2 separate regions of the Mus musculus genome follow, and region 2 is linked to region 1. The links are chromatin loops, found by intact Hi-C in ENCODE. Cell type or tissue: left cerebral cortex. All regions are shown on one strand. Each heading gives the region's core, and the rest is flanking DNA. Links, peaks and the distances in the headings are about the cores only. Region 1 overlaps 1700047F07Rik (a long non-coding RNA gene). Region 2 holds the start of Lrp8 (low density lipoprotein receptor-related protein 8, apolipoprotein e receptor).

Region 1 (5,363 bases), core at 251-5,250:
ATCCGCTCGCCTGTGACAGGTCAGGGGAAGCTGGGAACCAGAGGCAGAAAGCAGCCTGGCTTTACTGAGGAATTTAAGGGGCAGGAAGGGAGGGGCATGTGGTTTGCTCCTCTTAGAGAAAAATATATGTGACAGCTGGTAAGTAGGGGTCCCCTTGGGTTTTGACAGCTCGTGAGACTTGGGCTTTGGACTCTCCTGGGGCAGTGAAGGTCCCTAAGAAGCAGGCTATTGGGTTTTCATTTTAGAGGCATCCTGACAGCAGACACTGGGGCCCTGGGGTTCATACGCCAGGTTGGTTTATATTTTTGTATCTCAAGTGCACAGGGCTGCCACCCTTTAATTTTGCCTTAAAAAGCAACCACTATTTTCTATTTTGACCATCAGGTCAAAGAGGTAGAAGGAGGATAGGGTGGTGATAGGTTTTACAGCCCAGCGTTGAGAGGGAAATAATCTTACAGTGTGGAGCATACCTTAAAATCAGATTCGTGTGCCCAGAACTCAGGGAAGCAGAGGCAGGTGCATCTCTGTGACTTCAAAGCCAGCCTGGCCTGGTCTACATGGTGAGTTCCAGGCCAGCCAGGGACACATTGTGAGAACCTGTCTCAATCAATCAATCAATCAATCAATCAATAAAATGCAGCTTTACAAAAACCTTACCAGTCACCTGCGGACTTTCCCAGTCTTGGCCCAGGTTCTCAGACTGGCAGGGGCTTGGACACAGTCTGAATCCCTCATGGACTCCTCAGAAATGCGTGCAGCAAGCAGCTCACACCCTGAGCTCTTAGAGGGAGGGAGGGAGGGAGGGAGGGAGGGAGGGAGGGAGGGAGGGAGGGAGGGAAGGAAGGAGGGGAGCTGCAGGTAGCTGAAGCAGCCAGAGAAGGTTCTAGCTCTCTGTTCCTTATAAGATGACCACTAACATCTGCTTCTGTTCACACAGAGTGTGGCCTATCTGAATGAGATGTGTGTATATGAATGAACGTGCTGTACACGCCGGGATCTTACAGCCTTGCTGTATACAAAGGACTTCAGGCTGTTAGGTTACCTTTAATCATTTTGGTCCCGCGTGCTTAAATGGTAACATTTTTAAAATGTTGTGCAAAATAAAAAATAATATTGAATTAATTTCACCGGACTCCTTTCACTATTTAAAAAAAAACTAAAGTTAGACACCATGACGTGTGCCTGTGGGCCCAGCTACTCAGATGGCTGAGCTGAGAGGATAATTTCAGACTAGGAGTTTGAGACTGTCTCAGAAAAATCAAATAAAAACTTGGCTGCTATTAATAGAACCATGAGGCACATACGTCGCCTCACATTTATGTCTCCTCAAGCTGGTGTGTGAGCAGAAGCAGAGTGGAGGAGCAGTCGGGGACACGGTACATACGTGTGTGGGGTGCTGGTCCTGACTCCGCTAATGACAAGCAAGGGCTGAAGGTTTTCACAGCTTCAAAGAGGGGTAAGAGTGGATGTCTCTGCAGCCTTCTGGAAAAGTAGAAGCTATGGGGCTGTGTTCATTGTGGGAGGGATGAAGCAGGGGAGTAAGGGTCAGAGAAGTAGCTGAGGAGTGCTACTGGCTTGCAGTGGTCCTCAGGATTTGGGGTTCAGAGAGCTGCTCCAGAAATCTACTTCAAAAGCCCAGCGTGTATCAGGGAGGAAAGTCTGAGACGCCCCAGGGATTGCTGGCACTGGGTCACACAGTTCCCAACTTTGAGTCCCTGACTCTCCTTAGCCAGGGCTCAGCTAGAAAGAGAGTGTCCCATAATGGCTGACGGTTCCCCTTCCTGCCCAGCGCCCCAGAATTCTTTCTATCTGAGCCACAAGACAGGGTGGCCACAGGAACCTGGGGCCTGGTGAATGGTAGGCATATTCTCTGTCACTGAGCCACACTCCCAGTCAGTCTGTGTTCGTAGCTGAGACAGCACACTTGTAGGCTCTGGAGGAACACACCAAAGTGTGCTGTATCCTACATCTGGCGGATCCCACTCAGTTGGTGCTGTGATCGGCAGGTCTCAGCCCCATCTTACAGGAGGGCAAACAAAACCCGGGAAGAGGACAAGGACATGTCCAAAGAGGCTCAGGCATTTCCCAGTGGGCAGACGCATTCTCTCTGCTGACAACAGAAAGAAAAACATCATTTTCAAATTTCTGTGAGCAGAGGCTTTTGGTCCTGGCCTCTCCTCTGAGCTGCACTACCCATGCCCAGGATGATAGCTCGCTCGGCAGGCCTGGAAGTCCTCAGACTTACAGAGCAGAGCAGGCCTGCAGCCAGCCAGCTCCTTGAGGCTCTGTCCACCCAACCCAGGCCTGCGCCCTGGAGGTGCCATTTGTCACTGTGGCCAGCAGGGGGCACTCCAGGACAGTCAACTTCTCAGGCCACGGCCACAGGCATCGCCCAGGAATTGTGTCCTCCATACAAACATTCAACCCAGGGTCCCCATTTTTCTTCTCTTCGTAAGGACTAGACAGCCAGATATCTTGAACACATCAGGTTTAGACAAGTGTTTACCCACCTGATGCCTTGAGCAGGCCTGATGCTTCAGAAGGAACTGTGAAAGTCCCTGACAGAAAAAAAAATTGCAAGATAACACTTAGCTAGGTAGGCAATCCACTTATCAAGGAGCGGGTCAGAGGCTCTTGGAGTTGCAATGAGGGAGGTGCTGATTCAAAGGGCTTCTCAGGGAACCCCTTTAATCATTCACCAGGATGGGGTCTGCATGGGAGAGAATTCGGAATGTCAGAGTCCTGCCCCCTCTCCTCCCCTTTAATATTCACAGGAAGAACTTGGCTCCCTAGACCCAGGAAAAGCCTGAATCCCAGGCCCAGTATGTGGGTTGGGTTCCATCCTAAAGTCAACTCTAAGGTGACTCAGAACTCTCCCACCCCCTGTGCACAGGGGAGAGTAAGGGGCCTGGGGTCCAGGGGCAGGTCTGATCTGGTTATTTCTGGCATTGAGCAGGAGAGCCCACTGTGCAGACACACAGGAGCCAAGTTCTGCACTGAGTAGATAGCGCACACAACACAGTGACTCCCACACCTGCTTAGGACTGGTACTAGTGATGACTGTGTGTGTTGTGTAAACTGTAATCCATGGTGCTCTCACTCGGCAGACCTTCGCAGCTTCCTGTTCACTGCTAGCTCGTTCCTGACTCAAGCAGGGTTGGCTGTTTCCTCTGGCATCCGTTTCTGGGACAGCTTGCCCACCTGAACAGAGGCATGGATGTCTTCCATCTCCTGCCTACCCAGGGCCTGTGGTCTAGGTGATGCCAAGCCACGGAGCTGAGCACATGCCCGGAGTAGACCCCCACACCTTGGGGAGGGGGGTGTCTTCAGAGGACGTCCAGGCCTGCCGAGCAACCTGGGTGACTAGGGGCAGTAGTGCAAGCCAGTCACAGTCCATGAAGCTGTTTGCATCTGTAGGGAAGGCTGCTCTCCCTGTTCTCCGTGATATGAGGAACTTAGAGCCCACTACTCTGACTGCCAACAAACAGCAAAGCACTGAGCCTGGGCTCCCTCAACATGGCTCCATCTCTGGATCCAGCCACAACAGAGGGGAGCCCTCAACCTTTAAGTCCTGTGAGCCAATATTCTCAGTCTTTTTCTTCAGCTTAAGAAGTAAGCTTGTCACGCACAGCTAAAAAGCTCTTGTCTCTTATGGAACCTTTCAGAAGGCCTGAGCTTGGGCAAGTATTAGGCAGATCTGAGAAGAATTTAGCATGTGTCCTCAGTGGGACCCCTGACTGACTGGATCTGGGGAGAGAGCGAGAGAAAGGAACACAGAGTGTGGTACGAAGCCACCAAGGTGTGGCATTCTCAGAGACAGAGAGCAAGGCGTGTGTGTGTGTGTGTGTGTGTGTGTGTGTGTAAGACACCAGTTTGTCTTTTACAAACGACAACTGGTACACTGCTGGGACATCAGGCCTGCTCCAGTGGGCTGCCGTGTAATTGGGGTTCAGAGAGCCCTTGGCCTGGGGTGGCAGGTGCTCAAGAGGAGTACCAAGCAATCTTAAAAAACAGAGACACAGTCCGGGAGAGGGGAGACACAGCCCGGGAGAGGGAGGAGGAGTCCAGAGTCCAGGCCCAGCTGTGTGGAGAGAGGGCGAAAGCCTGGGGTGAAGACAAAAGATTTGGATGGGTCCAGAGAATCCCAAAGGAGTCACTGTTAGTCACTTACTAGCCCAGCTGCCAGCAGCCTGTAATACTGGTAAAGGACTGTGGCTCTCTCAGTCCTAGGACACCCTCAGATGCCACCTGCTTGGGCTGGAAACGTGAGTGAAGGAGGCCTAGACAGGAGCTTGATCCAAATCTTAAAAACAAAGAAGCAAAAAAAAAAAAAAAAAAAAAAAAGCAAACCAGATTGGGCCATTAGGACACCAGCCTGGTGGGTTACCCAGAATGGGCTCCTTTGTCTGGCACCTCTGTGAGGCCTGTCTTCTCCAGTTTGGGGGCCAGCACCCTCCCCCACTCCTTTCTTTGCCTTATGCTGTCTCAAGTCACAGCCAGCAAGGCGCTGGCAGGGAAACAGGTGGCTCACTTTCATTCTCTTTTCTCAAGCCTTTTGCATAGGTGCCCCCTTGGCACCTGACCCCAGCCTGAGCCCGCTCTCTGTATCTCTTCAGCAGTGTCTCCATCCATGAGGCTTCCAGATACCCCCCCCCCCCGTTAACCTGCACACTGTTTGTCCCCTCTTGGATCTCTCTGACCTTCAGACACACAGCCATGGAGTGGCCCACTGGACAAGAGCCAGGATGCCAGGCACTAAAGCCCCCATTTGCAAAGTGGAAGCAGGTGTCTTCGCGTGTACCCTCTCTTTGTGTCCTCTGCCTCTGGATGGGTTGGGGGAGCACTGTGCTCTGGCTGGGTTGTGGGGAGGGGAGCACTGTGCTCTGGCTGGGTTGTGGGGGGGCACTGTGCTCTGGCTGGGTTGTGGGGGGCAGCAATGTGCTCTGGCTGGGTTGGGGGGGAGCAATGTGCCCTGGCTGGGTCGGGGGAGCACTGTGCTCTGACTGGGTGAGTGGGGGGAGCACTGTGCTCTGACTCCCCGTGGTTCTGCTGCTTTGTCTTCAAGCTCAGTGATCCCTTGAAGGCTCTGCGCTGCTTCATTTTAACTCTGCCATCGGCATGGTGTCTGCCATCCGGGCCTTCCACCGACTGCTTCCTGCTCACTCCTCACTGTCCTCCTTTGTCTCCCGCCCTGTCTGATACCGACATCTCCCTCAGTTATACCTCAGAACCAGTTCCCAGGGAGATAGCACGGAAGGGTACAGCCTTGGGGAAGCCGTGAAGACAGGAGAGCGCTGCCCCCTTGAACGGGGTAGCATCCCTCTAACAAAGGCTAAGGAAGCTCCTTCCGGGGGAGGACAGGA
Region 2 (5,363 bases), core at 217-5,216, 63 kb after region 1:
TTAAATTGCTAAGTTTAACAGGTTGTCTGTTATATAACAATAGATAATTGATGCTCTTAAGTAGTAGCCCCTCTTATTTTTATTTTTGACACAAGGTCTTTATATAGCCCAGACTGGCCTCAAATGCGACAATTTTGTTTCAGTCTCCCAAGTGCTGAGATTATAGGCATAAAACACTCTGACCCCATTCCTAGTCTATTTATTTACTACTCAATTTATTTATCAAAATGTTTATTACACTGTGTGTGTGTGTGTGTGTGTGTGTGTGTGCGCGTGCATGCATGCGTCTGTGCCTGTGTGTGTATGCTTGTATGTGTGTGCACTCCCATGTGTTCTATGGCACACTTGTGGAAGCCAAAGGATAACTTGAGGGAGTCGGTTCTCTACTTCTACCATGAGTCCCAGAGCTGAAACTCAGGTTTTCAAATTTTGTGTCAAGCACCTTTACCCACTCAGCCACCTCACAGGACCAGATGCCCACTTTATAGAAGAGAAAATTAACAGATAGTCCAAGAAACTTCCTTGAGGTCACACATATATCGAGTGGTTTAACCCGTGAAGTTCATAGCATGGATTAGACCGTCTCTTTTATAAGACCCCATCAAGGAGAATGGGCAACAGGCCCACAGCATACCAAAGGAGACTGAGGCTGCACTTCTGCAAAGTGAAGGCAGGGGACGGAGAGAAAGCTCCATGCCCTCAGCTCAGCTGGGCCCCTGCTCTCTGACCTTGTTTGTGTGAGAGACATGGGGTAGAAACCTGATGTCCCTGAACAACCCATTCTCTGGGTTGCTCATCCTCTTGTGACTTCATCACTGTCTATCCAGAGCTGTCTTGGTCCTTAGACCAGAGAGCCCTAAGGGCAGGAATGGAGTTTTGTCATTTATGACCCCCCACAGCTGAGCAAGCTTTCTGGTCCTGGGGCAAACTTGTGGGGCCACACCACTCTTTAACAAGCCACCAGTGGAGACAAAGCAGGGACTAGGAAGCCCTTCTGATCTGAGGCCTCTGCACAGAAGTGGATCTAACAGTAGTTCAGAGAGATTGGCCCTCAGGGCCATGGGAAACTTCTCCAGAAGTTTCTGTAGAGAGAGTAGAAGCTTTTTACAGAGGCCTAGGGCTGGACAGATCCAGCCCAGGTGAATGTCCCACGAAGAGGGTACAGGTCGGAAGAGGTCTGAAACCCAGCTCTCAGGGGCAGGTGAGGAGCAGGCTGGTGTGAGGAGCAGGCCCGTGGGCCTGCTGTGGAGGCCTCCCAGACTGGTTTTTGAAAACTCTCTGTACCATAGACAGGCCTTGAACTTGTGCTCCTCCTACTGTAGTCCCCCTAGTAGCTCAAATTTTGAGCTACTGCCCACTGAGCTATATTCCCAGGCTGGGCAATTTGTATTTTTTGAGGTTTGGGGTTATCAGAGGTTTTTGAGGAGGGTGTTTTGGATAATAGTAACAGTAACTAATGTTCATTAGGCATCTACTGTGCTCTGGACATGACTCTCATGCAACCACATGTAATCTAAACCTCACCTCAGCCTGTGTGGTGAGCACTGCGACCCCCCCCCCCATGCCATCTTTTATACGGAGAACCTGAACCACGGAAGTGGAAGCAACCATGTCCATATAGTCAGGGAAGGAAGGGCAGGCCCAGACCCAAAGGCCAATGCTCTTATCCTTTTGAGCTGTAGCCTAAACTTTACCCCATGCAAACATCTTAGCACAGAAGGAACCATCAAGACTGCCTAGTTCCCAGCTTCCCTGAGGCCCGATAATGGGACTGAGTTTCCCAGGAGTGCAGAGCAGAAGCCATGTGAGGCTGGACAGGTGAATCTGGGTTGCAGGAGGGGGTCCATCCTAACCTTCGAGGGTGTCGCAGTGGGTATCATTGTGCTTGGGACAAAATCCAAACTCCTTACTGTGGCCTACAAAGCTATCCTGTGATTGGGCCTTGTGGACTCCCCAAAGCTCCTCCCCACCACCATGCGCTTACTTCTCCCATCACTAGTTTACCACGATGGGATGTGTCTCCATTGCTCTTCCCTCTGCCAAGAATAGCATGCGTTTGACCGTCATGTGGTCAGGCTCCTCGCTGTCAGTGAAACATGATCGCCTCTCTAACTTACCTCCGTGCTCTCATGTTGTTTATTTTCTCATCACAACTATGATGCTGTGATAGTGTGATAGAACTCTTTTTTTTTTTCTTCTTCTGTATTTCTCTCTTCTAACTAATATGTAACATCGGGAGGTTGGGGAAGTACCTTATTTACGATGCTGCAGCCTTGGGCACAACACACACAGCACATGCTGTGTAAGATTTCTTCTGTTGATGGTCTGTCTTCCCCTCACTGTGGCCAGGACTTCCAGACCCATGGAGCCTTAACGTGACCAAAGGATGATGCACTTGTGGTTTCCCAAGGTCTGTGGTTGCCATAGCTATTGTCATGGGCTACCCTTTGCGGGGGAAGATATGAGACTGAGAGGACTGTTGACCTAGCGGGGCTGTGCACCCATCCAGCTTGGCATAGGAATCACAGCTTCCACGATTGCTTGCTTGCTTTCTCTCTCTTTCCCTTTCTTTCTTTCTTTCTTTCTTTCTTTCTTTCTTTCTTTCTTTCTTTCTTTCTCTCTCTCTCTCTCTCTCTCTCTCTTTCTCTCTTTCTCTCTTTCTCTCTTTCTCTCTTTCTTTCTTTCTTTCTTTCTTTCTTTCTTTCTTTCTTTCTTTCTTTCTTTCTTTCTTTCTTTCTTTCTTTCTTCCTTTTTTTTTTTCTGAAGAGAGAGGGCCTATTTAACACTGGGCCTTGGCACCCTCGCGCGGGCCTGGTTTACAACCCGTGCCCAAGAATCACACTCTGAGATTGTTGTGCTGCTGGGCCAGGCTCACCGGCAGGTGGCTGAAATCCAGTCTAAGCGTTGCCCTTCTGACAAGGAAGAGTAGGGGAGGTGGGGTCGCACTGCTAGAGGAGGGGCCTTCTTTGTGCAGAGGCTAGTGGAGCCCAGAGACACTAGATGTGCTGCCTCTGGCGGCAAGGATGACACATCTGGGCCTCCACAGTCCTTGCCCTTCTCTGCAGCAGCAAGGGTTACCTTGCCATGTCTTCAGGGCCCTTGATCTGCTCCTCTGCGGGGTCCAACAGAGAAGGATGAATATGGATAACAGTCTGTGCACCAGACACTCACCTCTCTCAGGATCACACAGTGATAATCACAGATGCACACGGTCGCAGAAAGCGACTCATCTAATCTGAAGCTATGACAGGTCTTGCCCAGCACCCCTAGATTCTCCCTGGCAATGCTTTCAGCCTTCCCGCGCTCTGCGCGTTCACTGCAACGGCTTGTGAGTCTCCTTCTCCCGAGCTCGGGCTCTCCTCCATACGCCTCCTTCTCTCACCCTCTTGCCACCTCCACGGGGAAACCAGGGGGGCCAGAGCCTAGCCGGGCTCGTCCTAGCGTCTACAGCTCTTAGCACCTGCGCGCACACAGAGCAGGATCATGGGGCTCGGACCGAGAGAGGAGGGGACAAGGACAGGCGGGGGAGGAGAAGAGGCGGCGGCGGGAGGAGCGTGGGGCGGAGGCGGCGGCGGGAGGGAGCGCGCGCGCCGGCGGCGGCTGCCCAGGGCCGGGGCCGCGCGCCCAGCCTGAGCCCGCCCCGCCGCCGAGCGTCACCGAACCTGCTTGAAATGCAGCCGGGGAGCCGGGGCGGGCGGCAGCGGTGGTGGTGGCGGCGGCGGCAGCGGCAGCCCCGGCGCCGCGGCAAGGACTTGGCGGGCTGAGGCGCGGCGGCGGCGCGGGGGTCTCGGGGCGCGGCGGCCGGAGCCCCGGGCCCGCTATGGGCCGCCCAGAACTGGGCGCGCTCCGGCCGCTGGCGCTGTTGCTGTTGCTGCTGCTGCAGCTTCAGCATCTCTCCGCAGCGGATCCGCTGCCGGGCGGCCAAGGTGCGTACGGCGCTTCCCGGGCCGGCTCGCAGCCGCCAACCAACAAAGCGCGGCCGGCGGTGGGGGTTGCTGTACGGCGAGGTCCCGATAGAGAGGCTCCGGGGACCCTAGCTCCCTGGATTTGCCTTGGACCTCCTCCCCGCTACCCCCACGGTTTTGGTTACCGAAGCTCTACCCCAGCTCCGGGCACCCTCTTAATGGGGGATGGGCGCCGGGCACCCCCCCCCCGGCCCGTGAACTTTGCGGGGGGTAGTCCTTCAGGGTCTGGGGTTTGGTTTAATTTGACACGCGCGCTCCATAGCGGCGATGAGCGAAGTGGTACAGTCTTTTCTGACAATGCGTTTCCGGGGACCCCTGTGGGCCGAGGAGACTGACAGGTTGTGAAGGGACTGAGCCCCTGCACCGGGTGCGTGTCGCCAGTGTGCGGGGCTTCCCGCAGACTAGGTTTGTGTGGACCTGACTTGGCGTTGTGTGTAAGGGTGAATGTGTCTGAAGGCGGGGTATAGCCACGGGCCGTTAAGCGCTTGTCGGGTCTCGCTGTGCCATCAGTCGGTCCTGCAGTGGAGGACCCGTGGCATCCTGTCCTTTCTCGGAATTAAGGTGCTTGGAGATCCAGAGCTCACCGATATCTCCCCCTTTCCCATACCCGCTGGACTTCTCGGCAGCCAGGGCTGCAGGGTGGGGAGCGGGCTCCTGTGCAGTGACCCAGCTCACCGCCCCCAACCCCCGCAGGGCCAGTCAAGGAGTGTGAAGAGGACCAGTTTCGGTGTCGGAACGAGCGCTGCATTCCCTTGGTGTGGAGATGCGATGAGGACAACGACTGCTCGGACAACAGCGACGAGGACGACTGCCGTGAGTCGCGGCGACCAGGGGAGGGGAAACGGGGGGGGGGGGGGATCATGCTCCGCTGCGCACGTGGCTGCATCCGTCATGGGGCCACCTGCCCCAGGCTGGCGGCCTTGTTCTGGGATGGGTGGCTCAGCTGTCGGCGGGAGCTGGGTGGCAGGCGTGTCCTGCTTAGGGTGGAGCCCAGCGCGGCTTGCTGAAGCTACTAGCCCGAGACTGTGGGCGTGGACGCGGCAGCCCCTGCACACCTCTTAGCTCTATGGATCGGATCCCCAATCTGGGCCTCACTGGGAGCGCGCACTTCAAAGTTCCACGCAGCTCGGGCCACGAGGGGCTTTTCCTTGCTCGGTTTTATGAATGAATGGGCTCCCCGGGGCCACTGATTGGCTGCGCAAGGACCACCCCATAGGCCTGTGGCCGGAGCGGCCAATCCTGGGGCTGACGGTGTGCTGTAAAGGGCTCTAGGCCCTGCCCTGGCCCGCCCCGGCCGCACCCCCGCGCGCATCCTCCGGGTGGTAGGCTCAGGTCCTGGTCACAGTCTGCTGCCTTTCTGCCGAGTCACCCTTCAGAGAGCGTTTTCCTCCTGCCAGC

The links. Hi-C counts contacts between places; a loop is a spot of excess contacts. Peaks named below come from ENCODE experiments on the same cell type or tissue, not always from the same donor. Only the 100,000 strongest peaks of a DNase experiment are listed, where the experiment ranks them.
Region 2: it touches region 1 in a loop (5-fold over the local background); 7 of 42 quality-filtered maps call a loop at or near these places.

What each region holds. Positions count from the first base shown.
Region 1 is chr4:107,735,776-107,741,138 of GRCm38, forward strand. All of the region lies in intron 3 of 1700047F07Rik (a long non-coding RNA gene), which reads left to right. Among named protein-coding and RNA genes, the nearest start is that of Gm12907, 21 kb to the right of the region's middle. In left cerebral cortex, for the core only: a CTCF peak has its summit at 2,339 (motif pointing right); DNase peaks (open chromatin) are centred at 1,286, 1,769, 2,344 and 3,031; H3K27ac peaks cover 1,228 bases.
Region 2 is chr4:107,798,593-107,803,955 of GRCm38, forward strand. It overlaps Lrp8 (low density lipoprotein receptor-related protein 8, apolipoprotein e receptor), which reads left to right and starts at 3,667. Exons shown (of 20, transcript NM_053073.3): 1 at 3,667-3,926; 2 at 4,659-4,778. The coding sequence starts at 3,821. It overlaps Lrp8os3 (low density lipoprotein receptor-related protein 8, apolipoprotein e receptor, opposite strand 3), which reads right to left and starts at 3,472. Exons shown (of 2, transcript NR_168096.1): 1 at 3,172-3,472. In left cerebral cortex, for the core only: a CTCF peak has its summit at 2,885; DNase peaks (open chromatin) are centred at 2,928, 3,493, 3,908, 4,458 and 2 more places; H3K4me3 peaks cover 2,231 bases; H3K27ac peaks cover 2,169 bases.